5 separate regions of the Homo sapiens genome follow, and all the other regions are linked to region 1. The links are chromatin contacts, found by Hi-C or POLR2A ChIA-PET in ENCODE. All regions are on one chromosome and are shown on one strand. Each heading gives the region's core, a stretch centred on a gene start or an enhancer-like site at or near the end of the contact. The rest is flanking DNA. Distances are from core to core; before and after follow the strand shown.

What was found. A loop is a pair of places that touch in the nucleus more often than their neighbours do. ChIA-PET counts read pairs that join two places held with the same protein, here RNA polymerase II (POLR2A). Pooled maps may share reads with other maps.
Region 2: a map of naive thymus-derived CD4-positive, alpha-beta T cell shows a loop between it and region 1 (7-fold over the local background). The contact joins the promoter of ZEB1 here to the promoter of ITGB1 in region 1. A Hi-C loop is called at or near these places in 1 of 168 maps with a recorded cell type or tissue (naive thymus-derived CD4-positive, alpha-beta T cell), 1 of 37 single-sample maps with no recorded cell type and 7 of 50 pooled maps.
Region 3: a pooled map shows a loop between it and region 1 (5-fold over the local background). The contact joins the enhancer-like site here to the promoter of ITGB1 in region 1. A Hi-C loop is called at or near these places in 2 of 37 single-sample maps with no recorded cell type and 4 of 50 pooled maps.
Region 4: a pooled map shows a loop between it and region 1 (5-fold over the local background). The contact joins the enhancer-like site here to the promoter of ITGB1 in region 1. A Hi-C loop is called at or near these places in 2 of 37 single-sample maps with no recorded cell type and 3 of 50 pooled maps.
Region 5: a map of CD8-positive, alpha-beta T cell shows a loop between it and region 1 (15-fold over the local background). The contact joins the promoter of ZNF438 here to the promoter of ITGB1 in region 1. A Hi-C loop is called at or near these places in 1 of 168 maps with a recorded cell type or tissue (CD8-positive, alpha-beta T cell), 2 of 37 single-sample maps with no recorded cell type and 10 of 50 pooled maps. POLR2A ChIA-PET finds 5 or more read pairs at or near these places in 1 of 52 experiments (PC-9).

The regions. Positions count from the first base shown.
Region 1 is chr10:32,956,740-32,959,977 of GRCh38, reverse strand. ITGB1 (integrin subunit beta 1) reads left to right here and starts at 1,748. Exons shown (of 16, transcript NM_002211.4): 1 at 1,748-1,833. RefSeq lists an enhancer at 1,176-1,225 and silencers at 1,396-1,975, 2,046-2,495, 2,889-3,050.
Region 2 is chr10:31,317,443-31,320,807 of GRCh38, reverse strand. ZEB1 (zinc finger E-box binding homeobox 1) reads right to left here and starts at 1,592. Exons shown (of 9, transcript NM_001174096.2): 1 at 1,516-1,592. The coding sequence starts at 1,573. It overlaps ZEB1-AS1 (ZEB1 antisense RNA 1), which reads left to right and starts at 1,713. Exons shown (of 3, transcript NR_148979.1): 1 at 1,713-1,912. RefSeq lists silencers at 1,018-1,107, 1,148-1,597, 2,338-2,397.
Region 3 is chr10:34,372,702-34,376,204 of GRCh38, reverse strand. It overlaps PARD3 (par-3 family cell polarity regulator), which reads left to right. Exons shown (of 25, transcript NM_001184785.2): 11 at 1,203-1,331. Among named protein-coding and RNA genes, the nearest start is that of PARD3, 440 kb to the left of the region's middle. Within about 2 kb of position 1,269, at least 2 of the 41 ENCODE cell types and tissues checked have a DNase peak (open chromatin) inside an H3K27ac peak, as active enhancers do.
Region 4 is chr10:34,538,397-34,541,634 of GRCh38, reverse strand. All of the region lies in intron 2 of PARD3 (par-3 family cell polarity regulator), which reads left to right. Among named protein-coding and RNA genes, the nearest start is that of PARD3, 280 kb to the left of the region's middle. RefSeq lists an enhancer at 1,466-1,755. Within about 2 kb of position 1,819, at least 8 of the 41 ENCODE cell types and tissues checked have a DNase peak (open chromatin) inside an H3K27ac peak, as active enhancers do.
Region 5 is chr10:31,030,393-31,033,578 of GRCh38, reverse strand. It overlaps ZNF438 (zinc finger protein 438), which reads left to right and starts at 1,714. Exons shown (of 7, transcript NM_001143768.2): 1 at 1,714-1,746. LOC105376481 (a long non-coding RNA gene) reads right to left here and starts at 1,071. Exons shown (of 3, transcript XR_001747410.3): 1 at 1-1,071. RefSeq lists a silencer at 1,493-2,052.

The DNA of each region.
Region 1 (3,238 bases), core at 499-2,998:
TCACACATCAGTTTAGTCAAGTGCTCTAGCCCAGTCCTGGGAGAGCAAAAGGACCCATTTATTCATTTATCAGATATTATCTGAGCCCCTATTATCTGTCCTTGCAACAGTGCTTGACGGTGGTGTTAAAAAGCTCAGTAAATTGTCCTGGAGGAACTAATTTAGTTTAGAGTTGTGCATATGTAAATCTCATAATGTTCTTGTAGCAAAGACTAGCTAGTGCCTCCACCAGTCACGTACAGGGAAAAAAATTCTGGAAATTGTAGTGCAAATCAGGCACGGACCAATTATGCTTTTGAACTATACAGTTTTCTGTGCTGAGACTGGGCCAATTCTGATGAATTCTGAACAATGGTAAAACCGATACCTTTAAAATTCAAGAATGTTGAGTTCTAATGGCAGTTTGACCATTGAGATATTAATATAGGAACATCATTTAGCCTCTTAAGCTTGAACATCCATTAAGTGGGAAAAATAGTGCTCATTTCCTAGAGGTCTTCAGATTGGCTAATCAAGTTTTGATTTTGCTGGTAAGTAATGAGCAAATTTTCTTAGATGTGATCGCTTCATTTTCTCTTATATTGATTGGCAGCAGCCAAATGGGCATTCCAGTCCCTAATCTCCTGCAAGAGAAACACTTCTATTTCATAAATCTGGTAATTTTTGAGCTCTTTTCCCAACAGGGTGCTGCAGCTCACCAAGCGGAACCCACAGCATTTTCTGCTACCAGGATAGCAGCTTGCCAGTAGCATATACTAAATTACTGGGTTTCAGTATGATTTTGGCTGGTACAGACTTCAATCATCGAATCGACATGCGTTCAGCCATTCTCATAATGAATGTTTCCTTCTCTTTCAAACGTTGTTTCCAGCCCCAATCTCCAAATTTTTTTTTTTTAAGAGGTGAAACAGAAACTGTACTCCTTAGGAAGAAACTTTTCCTTCTCATCCCTGTTCCCCATAAAGGTACCTCCAGATAAATCTATCAAAAGCAGGACGCAACTCACCAGGTTTTCTAAAACGTTCCCCAGTCTCACCACCCTTCGTGACACCCATGGGTTTCCCAATTCTTCACCTTTCTCTTAGACACAGGCAAGCACATTATCACTCCAGAAAAGCAGTCCTGGCTTAGCCAGTTCCCTTCCAGAAGGACCACGTGGTTTTTGGCCCCATGGAGCCCTGCAGGGTAGGGGGGCTCACGGTCCCGATTTGCCTCGGGACTCAGGGGGCTTCCGAGATGCAGGATCTCCCGGGCTCGAAACGGGACATCAGTGGACAAACGGGAGCGAGGGTCGAACGCGCGGCTCCGAGGAAGAGGAACTTAAAGAACACGGGCCCAGCAGGCTACACCAGGAACGCGCGGGGCTCTAGGGCGCGTCCGACTCCTCCCGCCCTTCGCAGAGGAGGAAACTGAGGCACGGCGACTGTCTCAACGCAGTCCCGGCCCTGCCCCCCGCGGCCTCCCTCAGGCGCGCTCCCGCGCAGCCGGTTCCTTTGTCCCGGTCGCACTTCCTGCCCCATCCTCCGCCTCCTCCTAGCCCCGGGCCGGGCTGACGCGGCGGGAGAGGAATGCGTTTCCGGAGGGAGAGGGCGGCGGCGGCCTCGGGAGCGGGATCAGACGCGCAGAGGAGGCGGGGCCGCGGCTGGTTTCCTGCCGGGGGGCGGCTCTGGGCCGCCGAGTCCCCTCCTCCCGCCCCTGAGGAGGAGGAGCCGCCGCCACCCGCCGCGCCCGACACCCGGGAGGCCCCGCCAGCCCGCGGGAGAGGCCCAGCGGGAGTCGCGGAACAGCAGGCCCGAGCCCACCGCGCCGGGCCCCGGACGCCGCGCGGAAAAGGTAGGGGCCGGCGGGCCTCGGGTGTGGGAGCGCGGGCCGCGGCCTCCGGTCTCCTGTGCGCGGCAGCACTTAAAGCCGCCGGCCGGGCCGCGCCGGGACCTTTGTGCCGGGCGTGGGGGTGGGGGCGGGGGCGGGGGCGGGGGCGGCCGCCAGCGGTTGGGGGCTGGGGCAGGATTCCAGGCTAGTCCAGGAGGAAGTCCGCACGCCGCCACCCGCCTCGGGTCCCCGGCGCTGGCAGCCCCCGGGCGCAGAGCCAGCCCAGCCGCGTTCCGAACGTGAGGGTCGCCGGCCTGGGCGCTGTCACGTCGGGGCTGCCGGAGCTGCGGGGGACCGGGCCCGAACGGCCCCTGACACCTGCGGTCTCCCGCCGGGCTGGGCAAGCGCAGGTGGGAGCCAGCGAGGCCACCCGGGGCTCGGCGTTTGGGACTCGGCGCTCCCCTGGACGGGTCCGGTGCCTTTGTCTCTCGCTCCCTCGCGAGCTGCTGTCCTTGGAGCAGCGTCGAGCCAGCCGTCGGCGCCCGCGACGGGGACTGGTCTCCTCCGGCTGCCAGGAGGCGGCCCTGGGGCCAGCGCCGCGGGCGGGGGCGGCGGGAGCCGGGTAGAAGTTGGCTTAGTGGAGCCGCTGGGGACCGGGGGTGCGGTGGCGGCAGTGCAGTCCACTTCCCCGTGTTTATAAACGTCAAGAGTCGCCGGTCCCTGCCGGGCACCCCGGGACCAGGACGCATGGCCATGGCCAGCTTGTGCTCAGACCCGGTCCGCGAGCCTGAGAGCCCGGCCTGTGTCTAGTATCATTTTACCGCGTGTCATTTCTTAGGCTTCATAAATTGGATTTATGAGACTCCTACTCTCTAAGTAACTTTTATTTAATCAAATTCGTGCTTTTGAGTCCAAAACTTTGCACTCATTGGTATGATCATTAGTAAGTTGCATTCTCTAAGCTTCCGTTTCCTCATCTGTGAAATAGGAACAGTAATATCTACATTAATAATTCATTTTTATAATAATGACAGTGAGGGCCAAGTTTAGCTCTAGGCATTTTACATGTATTATTTAATTCTGGAACCGCTCTAATGAGATTGGTACTGTTTCGATTCCCATTTTCCGAGTGAAGAAACTGAGGCACAGGGAGCAAAAGTAAGTTGCCTGTGGTCATCAGGAGCTCCTGGAGAAGGCATGGGGTCTAGTTCCAGAGTCCGCGTTTAAACCACAAGTAACCTTCCTAACTATAGTTCTGAAAATCAAATGCAAAATGTAAAAAACTTAGCTTGAGAGTAGATGCTCAATGAGTATTGACTCCTTTTCAGCCCTTCTTTTATAGTAAAAAGATGTTAAAAATATCTCGGAAGATAATTGGTAACATCATTGGTAAGGTTTCTTTGGGCCAACATGCCACATGGTTAACTTA
Region 2 (3,365 bases), core at 343-2,842, 1.6 Mb after region 1:
GCCACAGGAACTGTCCAGACAATAACAATCAGCAGACATTTCGCTGCTGCACGAGAGGGAGAGAAAGCATAGCATCGCCCCGAGATAACCAGAAATACAATCAACTTACAACGTCTCTCCAAACTGGAAAAGGCGACTGTGCAACCACCACCACATGTTCAGGTCTCGATCCCTCGGGCTGTCTCTCTTTTTTTTTAACTCTCACGCCAGGCAGAGGGGTGTGTGTTTCCCTTGGCACAGCAGCACAAATCAATAAACACTGCAGCTGCGGTGCAAGTAGCAGCCCCGCGCGTCCGTCGGTCCGTCCGCCCCCTCCCCCACCCTCCTTCCACCCGAGACCCAGAGCGCCATCCAAGCCCCATTATCCGGCTTCAGCGCTCCGTGCGTCCGGCCCAGGTAACAACTTCCCCAAAAACCGAAAGAGAAAAGCGCGAGGCGCACGCACACCGGCCCATCCCGGCGCAGAGACCTCGTCTGCCCCGGGAGGGGGATCTGTCTGTGGTGCTTCCCGGTCTCTAAGCCCAGGTAACAACTCCGCAAACACACCCGCCGCCCAGCTCGCCCCCATCCGCGCGGCTCCCGGCGGCGTTAAGTGGGTACCTTTCCTGCCTTGTTCCCCGCGCCGCCCCGCCGCGCCCCGCCAAACGTGGACCCCACTCGCGGGGCTCGCCGCGGAGTCCCCAGGCCGGGGCTCTGGGCCGGGCAGCGGGAGGCGCCAGGGAGGAGGGGCGCTTAGGGACCCGCGCCCCCGCGCCTCTAATCCCCGTTACGCGAGCGCGCCCGGCCCGCGGGTCCCAACTTTACCGCCGCCGGCCGAACCCTGTCCGCCCGCGGCGCGCACAGCCGGCGCCCGCGCACACGCGCGCACAAACCCCACGCAACCCGCGGCCGCCCCGTCCCGCCGCCGCCGCAGCCCGCCTGCCGCGCGCCCACAGCCCGGCCCGAGTCGCGGGGCCCGAGCGACAGCGACGGCGCCGGCCGGGGCCGCGGCGCGCGGAAGCCACTTTGCACGGTCAGCGCCGGGCACAAGTTTGTTCCGCGGCTCCCGGGGGCCTGGGCGCTGAGGGAGAATCGCGCTGAGGGGGCCAGGAGGAGGGGGAGAGGGAGGCGCCGAAGGGCACAAGAGTGGGGAAAAGTGCGGAAAGAAGCAACAGCCGCTCCACCCGGGACCAGAAAAGTGGCCAGTGCGTCCCGGCCGCCCGCCCTGCGCCGGGGATGCGGCGGCGTCGGCGCCGGCTAACGGTCCAGGGAGGCGGCAGGGGCGGCGGGAGCCGCTAGGCGGAGAGAGACCAGGTAAGAGACATAACGGTTCAGGGAGAGCGAGCGGCCGCGGCGCGGCTCCGGCAGCGGCGGCAGCGGAGGGGGGCAGAGAGCACTACTTTCTACTTTCCCACTCCACTTTGCCGTCCCTGCCCCGGCTGCCCCCAGCCCGGCTCGCCCCCCTCACCCCCGGGGGCGCCCCGGCTGCCCAGCTCCCCCTGACTCCGCCGCTCCCCGGTCCCCTCCGCCACTCACCGTTATTGCGCCGCGGGTTCGCCTGCTTTCTGCGCTTACACCTGGGGCCATCCGCCATGATCCTCTCGCTTGTGTCTAAATGCTCGAGTCACCTCCTCCCCCTCCCTCCCCCTTCCCCCCCACCCCTCCGCCTCCACCCCTCCCCCCTCCCCACCGCACCTGGTTTACGACACTCCCGGCTTTACGACATCACCTTCCTTACACCTAGAGGCTCTCGCTCTACGGCCGGAACCTTGTTGCTAGGGACCGGGCGGTTTGCGGCAACCGTGGGCACTGCTGAATTTGAATTGAGGGGCGAGGGAAAAGTTTTCCTCAGGTGTGGTGGGGAGAGGGAGGCGGATGCCGGGAAACCGTAGGGACGCGGTCAGAAAGGCGACGGGCTGTCGGAGTTGGAAAGGTAAAGTTGGAGGCTCGGCGGCGTCCTGCCTCCGCGCTGGCCACACCCGCCGCGGCTGCCCGGGGCAGGGAGGGATCTGGCTGATTCTCCCTGTACCCTGTGCCCTCGGAGCTGCCCCTCCGAGCGCCCAGAGGTCCCCGCCTGCCTGCTTCCTGGAGGCAGGGCTACCATCAGTCCCACGCCTCGCGTGTCCGCCCCCCGCACCCCGGGGCCAAGGAAAGGGATCGCGGTCTGGACTCCCCGGGGAGTTCCCTTGATGAGGGGAAGGGCAGGTTTGGGGACGGCGAGGACACGCGGCGACCGGAGAGAGGCTACCTGACCCGCGCAGCCCGGACTCCCTTCCCTTCCCTTCCAGGGACGCCTGGTTTCCCCCCAAGCGAACCGGGATGGGAAGTGACTTCAATGAGATTGAACTTCAGCTGGATTGAAAGAGAGGCTAGAAGTTCCGCTTGCCAGCAGCCTCCTTAGTAGAGCGGAATGAGTAATACCCACACGGTGCTTGTCTCACTTCCCCATCCGCACCCGGCCCTCACCTGCTGTCACCTCGGCCTCCCACACCCGGTCCGCGCTCCCCGCCCTCTTCCTCGCGTAGAACCGTGGGATCCTAGGTGGCAGGACTCAGAGCTAAGGTATCCACAGGCCATGAATTCCTTCCTAAATGAGCGGTCATCGCCGTGCAGGACCTTAAGGCAAGAAGCATCGGCTGACAGATGTGATCTCTGAACCTGATAGATTGCTGATTTTATCTTATTTTATCCTTGACTTGGTACAAGTTTTGGGATTTCTGAAAAGACCATACAGATAACCACAAATATCAAGAAAGTCGTCTTCAGTATTAAGTAGAATTTAGATTTAGGTTTCCTTCCTGCTTCCCACCTCCTTCGAATAAGGAAACGTCTTTGGGACCAACTTTATGGAATAAATAAGCTGAGCTGTATTTCAAGTAATATAGTTATAAATTAACAATGTAGCAGTTATTGATAGAGAAATTGAGAAAACTGAAACGTGACCGGAGTATTGGAAATAACGTAGTACATCACCTAGCACAATGACACATAGTAGGTGCTCAATAAATTTATGCTTATAATTTTTGTCACTTCTATGGCAGGATTTTTTTATTAGGTTAAAATTATCTTTTAAACACCTTCCGGAATTTTAGAATATTCATTAATAATGTCTTCAAACCTTTCAACTGAAATAAATTTACAGCTGAAGTCTGATGATTTAAAGTTAGAAAGTTTAATCTTGAATATAAATGAACATTTTCTCTCCCACATTTTCTTGGGCATTTTGAGAAGTAAATGCGTTATTTATTGGTCCATGAAATGTGACTGTAAATATTCTTTGCTATACATTATGTCTATATATCTGCATTCATCCTCAATGCCAAAACTAGAATCATTAGTCTTAATGATCATTTTAAGTACAGGCAGTCCTCGCTTTCCTTGATACC
Region 3 (3,503 bases), core at 20-2,519, 1.4 Mb before region 1:
TTTGCATGCTTTAAGCCCAACCTTCTAGTATCTACAGTTGTAGCTATACAATATTGATACTTACGTGCATTTTCTCTGAGTGTCTAGATAATTAGAATCATACAAAGAAAAAAGGATCAAGTGACTTAATTGTCTAGATTTTTTTTCACTTTCTTTTGTTTGAGTACAAATTATGTTTAGGGTTCTGCTTCCTGAAAAGGCCGCTTGTCCTTGGGGTATAAATTGAGTGGTATATTAGCCCATGTGTGCAGTCGTAGCTTGTTTTATTTTGTAAGAGTCTCCACTGGAACTTGAATTCAGTCCTTCTGTCTGCAATTCCTTAATAGTAGTACCTTGAGGTATATGAGGTTGATTTTTTTCAGAAGGGGAAATGTTCTGAAATATATTTTAACTACAGGAAAATTTTGATACTGTAATTTAAGTTATAAACTTATTTGCCTTGGACAAAATGTCTTTTTTGTCTAAAAAGAAAAATGTAGAATACCTTTTAAAGGAAACATATGCTCTCATTTCTGTGGAGTATATAGTGCTTTCTGATAATGATGTTATACTTCCTGTTAGATAAAAGATTCCCTAAGAACAAGTTGTTTTAAATTTTTTTCCTGCTTGAATTCTCTCATAACATTGAAAAAATTTCAGCTGAAATATTGCTTCCCTGCTAAAAAATATTGTTTTGTAGTTTCTTTAATGTTTACCTTTTAGAGGTAAAGTGTTTTATTTATATTTATCAGTAAAATTTCATTTAAAGTGAAAATACTGTACCAAAATATTTTTGGTGTGTTTTTATTACCCTTTATAAGAGCAACACCTTTTTATTTTGGTGTAAGAAAACCTATGATGCACAAGGCTATCAAAATATCTCTGTTCTAAGCCAGTAAGTTTTGTGTTAACTTGACATTTTTGAAATATTTATTGCTTGGTACTTGTCAATGCCCTGGTGATTGTCACTTTGGGTTTAATGATGAACACTAAAAGATTGACCACTTCCTCTCTTCTAGATATCTGGTCTTAGTTTCTTTATTAGTCACAAAACCTTAGTGGTTCCCAGATCATGGCAGAATTGTGCATGAAATGAGTTATGTTCCATAGCAGATATGGCTAGTCCTAGAGTGTGTGTGTGTGTGTGTGTGTGTGTGTGTGTGTGTGTGTGTTTTCCTGTTGTTTCCACAGGATTACAGCTGAAAACTTTTGTTTTGTTTTAGGTAAATGGAGTAGATTTAGTGGGCAAATCCCAAGAGGAAGTTGTTTCGCTGTTGAGAAGCACCAAGATGGAAGGAACTGTGAGCCTTCTGGTCTTTCGCCAGGAAGACGCCTTCCACCCAAGGGAACTGGTGTGTAAATTTAGAGTAGATGAAAGATTTCTGATATGCAGCAGCCAGGGGTCTGGGTTAGTTGCCTGATGGCAAATGTTTATTGAGACATTTTCTGAGGAGTTTCTAGATCTTATATTTCTTTCAGCCCTCACTGAATACAAACATTCTTTTCTCTAATACTCCCTTAGTTTCAGAAATGGATATCCTCAGTAATGAATGGAGGGGTACTTAAACATCAGACTGTAGGGATATTTTCAAGGGCATCAAATGTTCATCACTGTACACCCTCAGATGGACTGACTGAATACAGAGACGCCGATTATTTCAGAACTGTCACTCCACAGACTGTCGCTGAAAGCTTGCCATCTTCCACACTGCATATGACAAATTTTCATATTTCACATTTTCATAGTACATGTCAGTAAGCCAAATAGATGCTTGCTTCCTTACTGTTGTATGAAAAGGAATACCTTTTTAAAAAAATTATTATTAAAAATAAAAAGACCTAAGTGGCAATAAGCCTCATGGCTATTAATTATACAAATATAGGTCATGTTACTTAGGATGACATAAATGAAGGAAATGAAAAGGCATTTACAACTTTTGCAACCTATCTCCTTCACTTTCCATACATACATTAATACATCTGAGTATTTACATGGTATTGGTGTGAATGAAATAAGTGTCTTAAATGTACATAGTTCTGAGTGGTTTTCTGCAAAAGTGCTAGGTTTCATTTATATATAAAAATGACATAATTGGAGGAGTTGCCTTTGTCTTTTGATGTGGTAAGAAAATTGTTTTATTTCAAGTACAAGTGGTATTTTAAATATTTCAAAACAGATTCTACTTGGATCATTTTGGAATACATCCTTTTCATCTAGCTCTTAGTGCTAAACAAAAATTAATTTGTATAATCTAGAGTGACAAGGTTTTAGAAACGAGGTTTCCAAATTTATCATATAGCCCAAATTCTCTTGTGTCTTCAAGTATGGATGTGTTATGATAAAAATAACTATATTTTATTCTCTATATAAACTATTTCTATAAATATTATAAATGAAAAAATTTTAGTCATAATATCTTATCCCCTGGTTACACACAGGTCTTAAAACTTAATGTGGATTTTGTGGAAATTTCAGACAGTGATAGGGTTGAAAAGTGAACACTTTTGTTTTAAGTAGATTTTGAATAAATTATGAAAACTTCTTTATATTTAAAAATGTTTAATGCATTATTTCTCAATTTAAATTCAGTTTTTCGTTTTCCCCCCACTGTTATCCAATTTTGTGCTTAAAATGCCACCTGATCCTAAATCTGGAGATGTCTCTATTAAATTGTAAATGAGCACTTAAAAAAAAAAAACAACTAGCTTTCCATGTGATTTGCCGAAGCTTTAATTCTTCCTCAGTGTCTCGGAGTGCACTAGTTAGCATTATTAGATTGCCAAAGCTTAGACACTGCTCTTAAGCAGCCTTTTCCAGAGTTAGTGCCAGCATATAGCCAGCTTAAGGTTATTCAGGTTCTTCTTGTCCAATTTTGATCTTCCAGGCTTCTGTTTTTCCCTTCTGCTACCTACTTTTTTTTTTTCTTGGTTATGTAATTTATTGCTTGTGAGCTTTTCATTAAGGAGTACGCCAGTAGGCCGTCAGTCTATTATGCATGTTGCAGCTGCTTCTCAAAATTTAAGAGAATAAAATCCTGAAAATTTAAAGGGAGGGGACATTTAAAAATAATCTTGAATCCAGTAGACGTAACTATTTTCCTCTGTTTGGGGTGTCTGTGTTTAAATTCTGTGTGTCTAAATCTAAATACTTTTATCAATCGGTGCCTTTTTTTAATAAATCATCCTTGTAAGTTCCTAGGTAATTAAGGCAAATCAACATTATAGGAAAAAAAAATCATGTTTATTTCCTGTGCAACATTTTAAAGTATAAAGCTGTGGTTCAGACTGTGGTTCAAACTGTTATTATCTGGTCTAGTTATCAAATGATTCTATACCTTAAAACTTTGATTTGATTGGGAAAATTTTAAAGCAAAATTAGAAACAGTGCCATGATTAGGAAAGCAGTTTGGTGAGACTTGTTTTCCTCCAGATAATAAATTCATGATGTACTGTGAATGAGCAAGTAAAAATGTATATCTAGAAAAATTTCTTAAAACACACACATAAACACACACATCAGCAAA
Region 4 (3,238 bases), core at 570-3,069, 1.6 Mb before region 1:
AGGGGCCTCCTCCCTATAATCTGACACATCACACACAAGGCAGATTCTCTGAGGTGTGGTCTAAACATGAGCAGGAGACAAAGGTTGTGCTGTTAGCATGAAAAGGTTGTGCCTTCTTGGGCTTCAGGGTTTTGTACAAGGTTGAGATGGAAGGCTGCCTATGAATTCAGAATTCATATACAGAAGATTCATATAGAATGAGAGAGTTTTGTTGTCCCTTCAGGAATATAGATTGTATCTTGGGGCAGATGGCTTTATGTGTCTCATACTGCAGATTCGAGAGATTTAAATTTTCATTTCTCTAAAGGAAACATTTATAGTTCTCAGTTCTTAAGCACACTGGAAGTTCTTCCCTTCTCTTTGCATTTGTGTTTCTTATACAAATACCATGTGTGAAATATCAGTTATACTGCATTTATGTACAGGATGAAGGTTTCTCCCTAGGGAATAAATAAACCATCCTCCATGTGCCTCATTAAAAAGATAGGAAAAGAAACGTGGCTTTGTCTTCTAAAAATCAGTCACAATTTTCTATATTGCATTTCATGGTATGGCTTTATGGAATATTTTTATTATTTAATTTTTTGAATGGCTTTTTGTTTTTGCTTTAAAATTTTACTTATATCTTAAATTAAGGATGCTGGATCTTGAAAAAGTTGCTATGGTGACTATATACTTAAGCTTGATGTCTCCAATTCAGAAATGGGTCATTGTTCTAAAACTTCATTGTAAAATCTGTTACTTGGAACTTTATTTTCTCATGGAAACAATATTGCAAGTAATAGATTCCAGACTCAATAAAAATAACTTATTTAAATCAGAAAGTAAAAAGATTACACCCCCGGTCCCCTCCGAGACAGGATCTCACTCTGTTGCCCAGTCTGGAACACAGTGGCATGGTCATGGCTCACTGTAGCCTCGAGCTTCCCAGGCTCAGGTGATCTTCCCACCTCAGTCTTTCGACTAGTTGAGACTACAGGCAAATGGCCACCACGCCTGGCTAATATTTCTATTTTTGTTTGTTTGTTTGTTTTTGTAGAGACAGTATCTTGCTGTATTGTCCAGACTGGTCTCCTGTCTCCCGGGCCCAAGCCATCTGCTGAGCGGGCAGCTCAGCCTCCCTAAGTCCTGGGATTACAGGTGTGAGCCACAATGCCTGGCCAAGTAAAGGAAACATTGTATACTTATATCTTTGTATTTATACTGGAGTAGTCTCCCCGCCATCCACCTTCCTTCCTTCCATGAATTCTCATGCTAGAACACGAGGTATAGCAGATACTATGTTTGGCATTTTTTTTTTTTTTAATATAGTGTGTTGTGAACCACAGGGAGCTTTGGAGGATTTGTTCATTCCCTGAATAGATATTTACTCTGTACCTACTATGTGCAAGACACTGTTCTAGGTCCTGGGGATGCAGCAGAGCAATCCTGCTCTAATGCGTGCTGTTGTTTGACAGCATAACCTGTAATTGAATGTCCTGGGAAGCAGGAGGCAGGCAGCATGAAGAAGCCTTAGAGCTGCCTGCAGCTGAGGGCCACGACCCTGGGAAAGGACACGGTGGCTCCTGAGGCTTCTGTTCCAGGGACTCTGACTCCCCATTCCGCCCTGCACACTTGGTGTGGTTTTCTAGAACTCCTTTTTGAAATAGGAAGATCTGGAAGGTAGTCGCGTATGGTTTCAAGAGAGCTTAAAGTGACAGTGTGTTAGTAAAATGTTTCACAACCACTCTCAGCTGAGGCTGAAGGAGTGGGGACTGATTTGTAGTGTTTGCCAATTTCTTTGGTGTACACACTCCCGCCCTGGCCTATTTCAGGAAGCCAATGGGATGTCCCTGAGTGTGGAGTTGGAAAACACACCATCATACACTTTTACATAGTGTTTCCACTGTGTAGATACAGCAGACCTAGGACAATCCAAGGCCACACAGAGTAGTAAAATGCAACACAGATGATAGGAAGTTTTACTTTCTTTTTGAGACGGAGTCTCGCTGTGTCACCGAAACTGGAGTGCAGTGTCGTGATCTCGGCTCACTGCAACCTCTGCCTCCCAGGTTCAAGCGATTCTCCCTGCCTAAGCCTTCAGAGTAGCTGGGATTACAGGTGCCCGCCACCACACCTGGCTAATTTTTGTATTTTTAGTAGAGAGGGGGTTTTGCCATGTTGGTCTCAAACTCCTGACCTTAGGTGATCTGCCCGCCTTGGCTTCCCAAAGTGCTGGAAATACAGGCGTGAGCCACTGCGCCTGGCTGAGTTTTACTTATTTATTACTCTGCTTTTTAATTTATTTAACTGTAAGTTTATATATCTTAATTTTTAAATGATGAAGGTGGTAATAACTGGCTTGCAAAATTCCTGAAAACTTAAGAGTCCTCATGAGCTAGTCTTCACTGGCTCCAGCATCTGGGAGCACCACAATACTTTACCTAAAATCATTATGGCTGGATGTTAGAATACTGAGTTGTTCAGATTTTAGGCAGGTAATATGGAATATGTGTCATAAGATGTAACACCTCCTGTGATGTCTGAGGCAGGACCCTGTAGTCAAAATTTTGGTATTTCTGTAGCAAAATGTGAATATTCACCAAGTAAATAAATACTACAAATAATCTTGGATTGGTTCAGAGTTGCTTTTGCCACCAAATGTACTTCTAACAAACTTATGAAAAATTTTTCATTTTGAGAGTCATTTGATTTTGGAATTGTGGACAAGGCATCATGAATCTGTGTCATTGTGTTTGCAAGTCACGGTTGGTGTTCCAGGTCTAGAAGAAACTGTGTGTTTGCTTTCTCACAATGAGAAGGAGAAGAAACTCAGCATGATCTCCTACTTGGATCATTGGTGCCCTGCCGGAGCGGCGCCTCACCCCTGCGTTTCTGCAGCCTCTTCTTCCTAGAAGGCTCCTGTCCCGGTGACTCTTCCTGTACTTCATTCTTTCTGCCCAGCTCGTCTGGCCTCCACTCCTCACCAAGTGCTTCATGCAAGATTGATCTGATTTTTCTTTTCACTCCCTCGGTTGGTGTGCAGCCCCCGAGCACATACTTGAAAGAGTGAAGTGAAACTTACAGCCACCTCTGAATAAACATCCCAGCAGTGGAACTGCATGTCCCAAAGTGCTTGAAATCTTGGCTTCTGTGTCTTGGCAAAGCTTATTTTCTTTCAATTTCTATGATTCAGACAGGTTGCAATCTAGTCAGTCATTACCCACATCTTTCTACACCTATTGTAGCCTGTTTATCA
Region 5 (3,186 bases), core at 465-2,964, 1.9 Mb after region 1:
ATTTAAAAACACTGACGTAGATTTTTCTGGAATAATAAACGTTTTTATTTTTAACCAGCTCAGATCTCGAATTAAAGCCTAATATTCCCATCATCACTCTTTCCTGTAAAAATAAGACAGCACTTTCAATGAGAGTGGAAATAAACCATTGTTTCAGGTTTTACTTACAACTGGAGCTGCCTTGCAAAATCCCTGCCCTGGCCATCTGCCGTGGTTCCAAATAAGTTTGTAAAAGTGAATCTTGCCATTTTCAATACTTCCTCCTTTGGGTCTATTTATTCCGAAGTCTGTTTTTCTCATTCTTTTAATTTTTTTCCCCCCAAGACGGATTTGTCTGAGACACTTTTTTGCCATAACATTTGTTTTTTCTGCTTACGAGAGTGTAAGAATTCCACAAGCCAAATGTTAATATTTTGTTGTCAGTTCTTTAAGCCTTCATTTTTTCCGTCTATCGAGCCCTTTTTTTTAACCAGAACTCATTGCTTCTGAGAGTATAAAAGAGCAAAGAGGCCGGGCGCGGCGGCTCACACCTGTAATCCCAGCACCTTGAGAGGCCGAGGCGGGCGGATCACGAGGTCAAGAGATGGAGACCATCCTGGCCAACATGGTGAAACCCTGTCTCTACTAAAACATAAAAATTAGCCGGCTGTGGTGGCGCGCGCCTGTAATCCCAGCTACTCAGGAGGCTGAGGCAAGAAAATCGTTTGAACCCGGGAGGCAGGGGGTACTGTGAGTTGAGATCGCGCCACTGCACTCCAGCCTGGGAGACAGAGAAACACTCTGTCTCAAAAAAAAAAAAAAAAAAAAGTGGGGAGCAGAGAGCCGGACTTGGACACGGGAAGGTATCGTGACATGAGTGGGTCGGGGGCTGGAAAGTTTGCCCAGGCGAAGAAGTGAACATGTTTATCCGGATCACCGTTTGTTAAATGAACAGCAACCCATAGGTAGCTTCACCGAGCCGAAACGGGAAAGGCGGCAGGCAAGGGAGAAGCTAAAATCTGCAAGAAACGGGCTGGGCTGGAGGCGGCGCCAGGGCAAGAAGGGCAGGTGGGGGCCCGCGGGAGCCGGGAGCCAGGGGCGGGAGCCGGAAGGGCGGGACCCAGGGGCAAGGCCTAAGTGGGCGTGGGAGGGGCATAGTCAAGAGATGGGCGGGGACTGCTCGGGGTCTGGGCGGAGTCTAGCGGGAGCCGCGTCGAGCCGGGGAGGAGCGAGGGACCCTGGGAGAGCTGTCTTTTCAGGGCTGAGGACCCGCCAGCACCTGATGGAGAGCAAATGGCTGTTTCCACACGTGGAGAACTTTTAACGAACACGTGAGGAAGGCGGGCAATGTCTGTGGAAAAACTACCTCACAACCCAGGCGTCTTACTCCAGCCCCCAGGGCGACAGCTTGTTTACAGTATTTCTGAAGGTCTCCGTCCCCTTTTGTCGGCCCCTCCTCCTCCTCTAACCCCGACTTCAGGCTTTGAGTGAGGCTTTGGTAGAGCAGTCGCCGCCGCAGGCGCCCCGGTCGGCGAAGCCCACAGGCATGCGGGCGCAGAGGCCGTCTGCGCCTGCGCGGGGTGTCTGCTACGGGGAGGTGCGTGGAGCTCGAGGGCGTGGAGCTCGGGGGCGTGTCTCCCGCCGCGGCGCCGGGGCGGGGCGAGGGCGGAGCCTGGGGGCCCAGCGGCCCGCGCCCCGTGGCTTGACCTCCCCGACTGCTGGGCCCGTGACGTCACCCCGCTGTGACGCGCACGCTGTAGGAAAACTGTAAGTTTACGAGGATTCCTGCAGCTCCTAGGGCTTGCGGGGCCCGCTGGCAGCTGGCAGTCCCGGCGGTGGTGGTGGCTCTGGGGGCGTCAGTTCCTTGGGGAGTCGCCGATTGTGGCGAAGGGACAGGTGTCTGCTCAGAGTGGCAGCGCGCCCTGCTGGGCGGTAGGGACCTGGGGTGCGGGAGGCGAGGCCGCGCCCCGTGGGGCCGGGCCAGCACCTTTTCCCCTGGGGCGGGGCGCGTCTCCGAGCCTGGGAGCGAGGCCTTAGAAGGGGCGGAAAGTCCAAATGGAGAGTCCCTTTTTTTCTTCCGTGATAAAGGGACTTAGATTCCTTTTCTTCCCCCTCTCAGCCTTGGAGTTTGACATGTTAAGTAGGGGATGGAAGCTTCCTCTCAGAGAATAGGAATCCTATGTCCTGGCCGTTGGGATCCCACAAGTGACCAAGTCATCGTGGACACATTTATAAGATAACCAGTTGCTGCCTCAGTTTTCTTTTTTGTGTAAAAGGGAGGTACAGCAGCCTCTGGCCTCCCTAATGGTTGTTCCCACAGCACTAGGAACACGTGAGATAACACAAGTGTGTAAATTTGCTAGGAGAAAGCTTATACACAGACACTTGGTTATTCTGAGGAATGTGGTAGCCACTGGCTATTTGACCAGGAATCTTGTAGAAGGGGAACTTTTTCACTGTTTTGCCTCCCCCCGACAACCTTCCCTCCATCTGATTCTATACCACACTGGAGCCTGTTGGGTGATCGAACTGTTGTCACTAAACTTGATAGAATGGGGATCCCAAGAAATAACAGGTATCGTTAGCACGGTACTCTTGGCAATTACAATGCCCCCGTTGTCTGGGTTTTGCAGAGGAAGCTTTCAGTGTGCTGGAACTAGCACATTATAGACAACACAGACTCACTGAGTTTTAAGGATTGCTGTATCGATTTGGAATATCCAATCATCGTATCTGACTGCTTGAATATTTTGGTCAAGGGGTACTACATTATCGATTAGTTATTACTAGACTATAATGCCTCTCAAACTCCGGGACTAGTAGTCTTCAGGAACTTTGAAGGGAAGAATACTGTGCACACTTCAGGGTGTATTTATACAGGAGCTCGAGAGTTCACATTTCTGTAAATTCATTTCAGGAGTGTGATATCTTTTCATCCAGGTAGGAAGAGCCTTTGAATCAGAAAGCAGGGCTTCTAATTTTTGTTCTATTCGTTAACTAGCTTCGTGTCCAAGGACAAGTCACGCAAACTTGGAACTTTGTTTTTCTTATCTAAAATGAGAGCCGATGGTTTATCTGTTTGTTGGTTTTTCCAGGATCAAATGAGATCACGAGAGTGCAAATGAAAGGCTAAGTGTGCTATTGTTATTAGGAGATTCGCATTGGTCCCCTAGCCTGGATGAGATGTGAGTCAGAAATCTCTGGAAA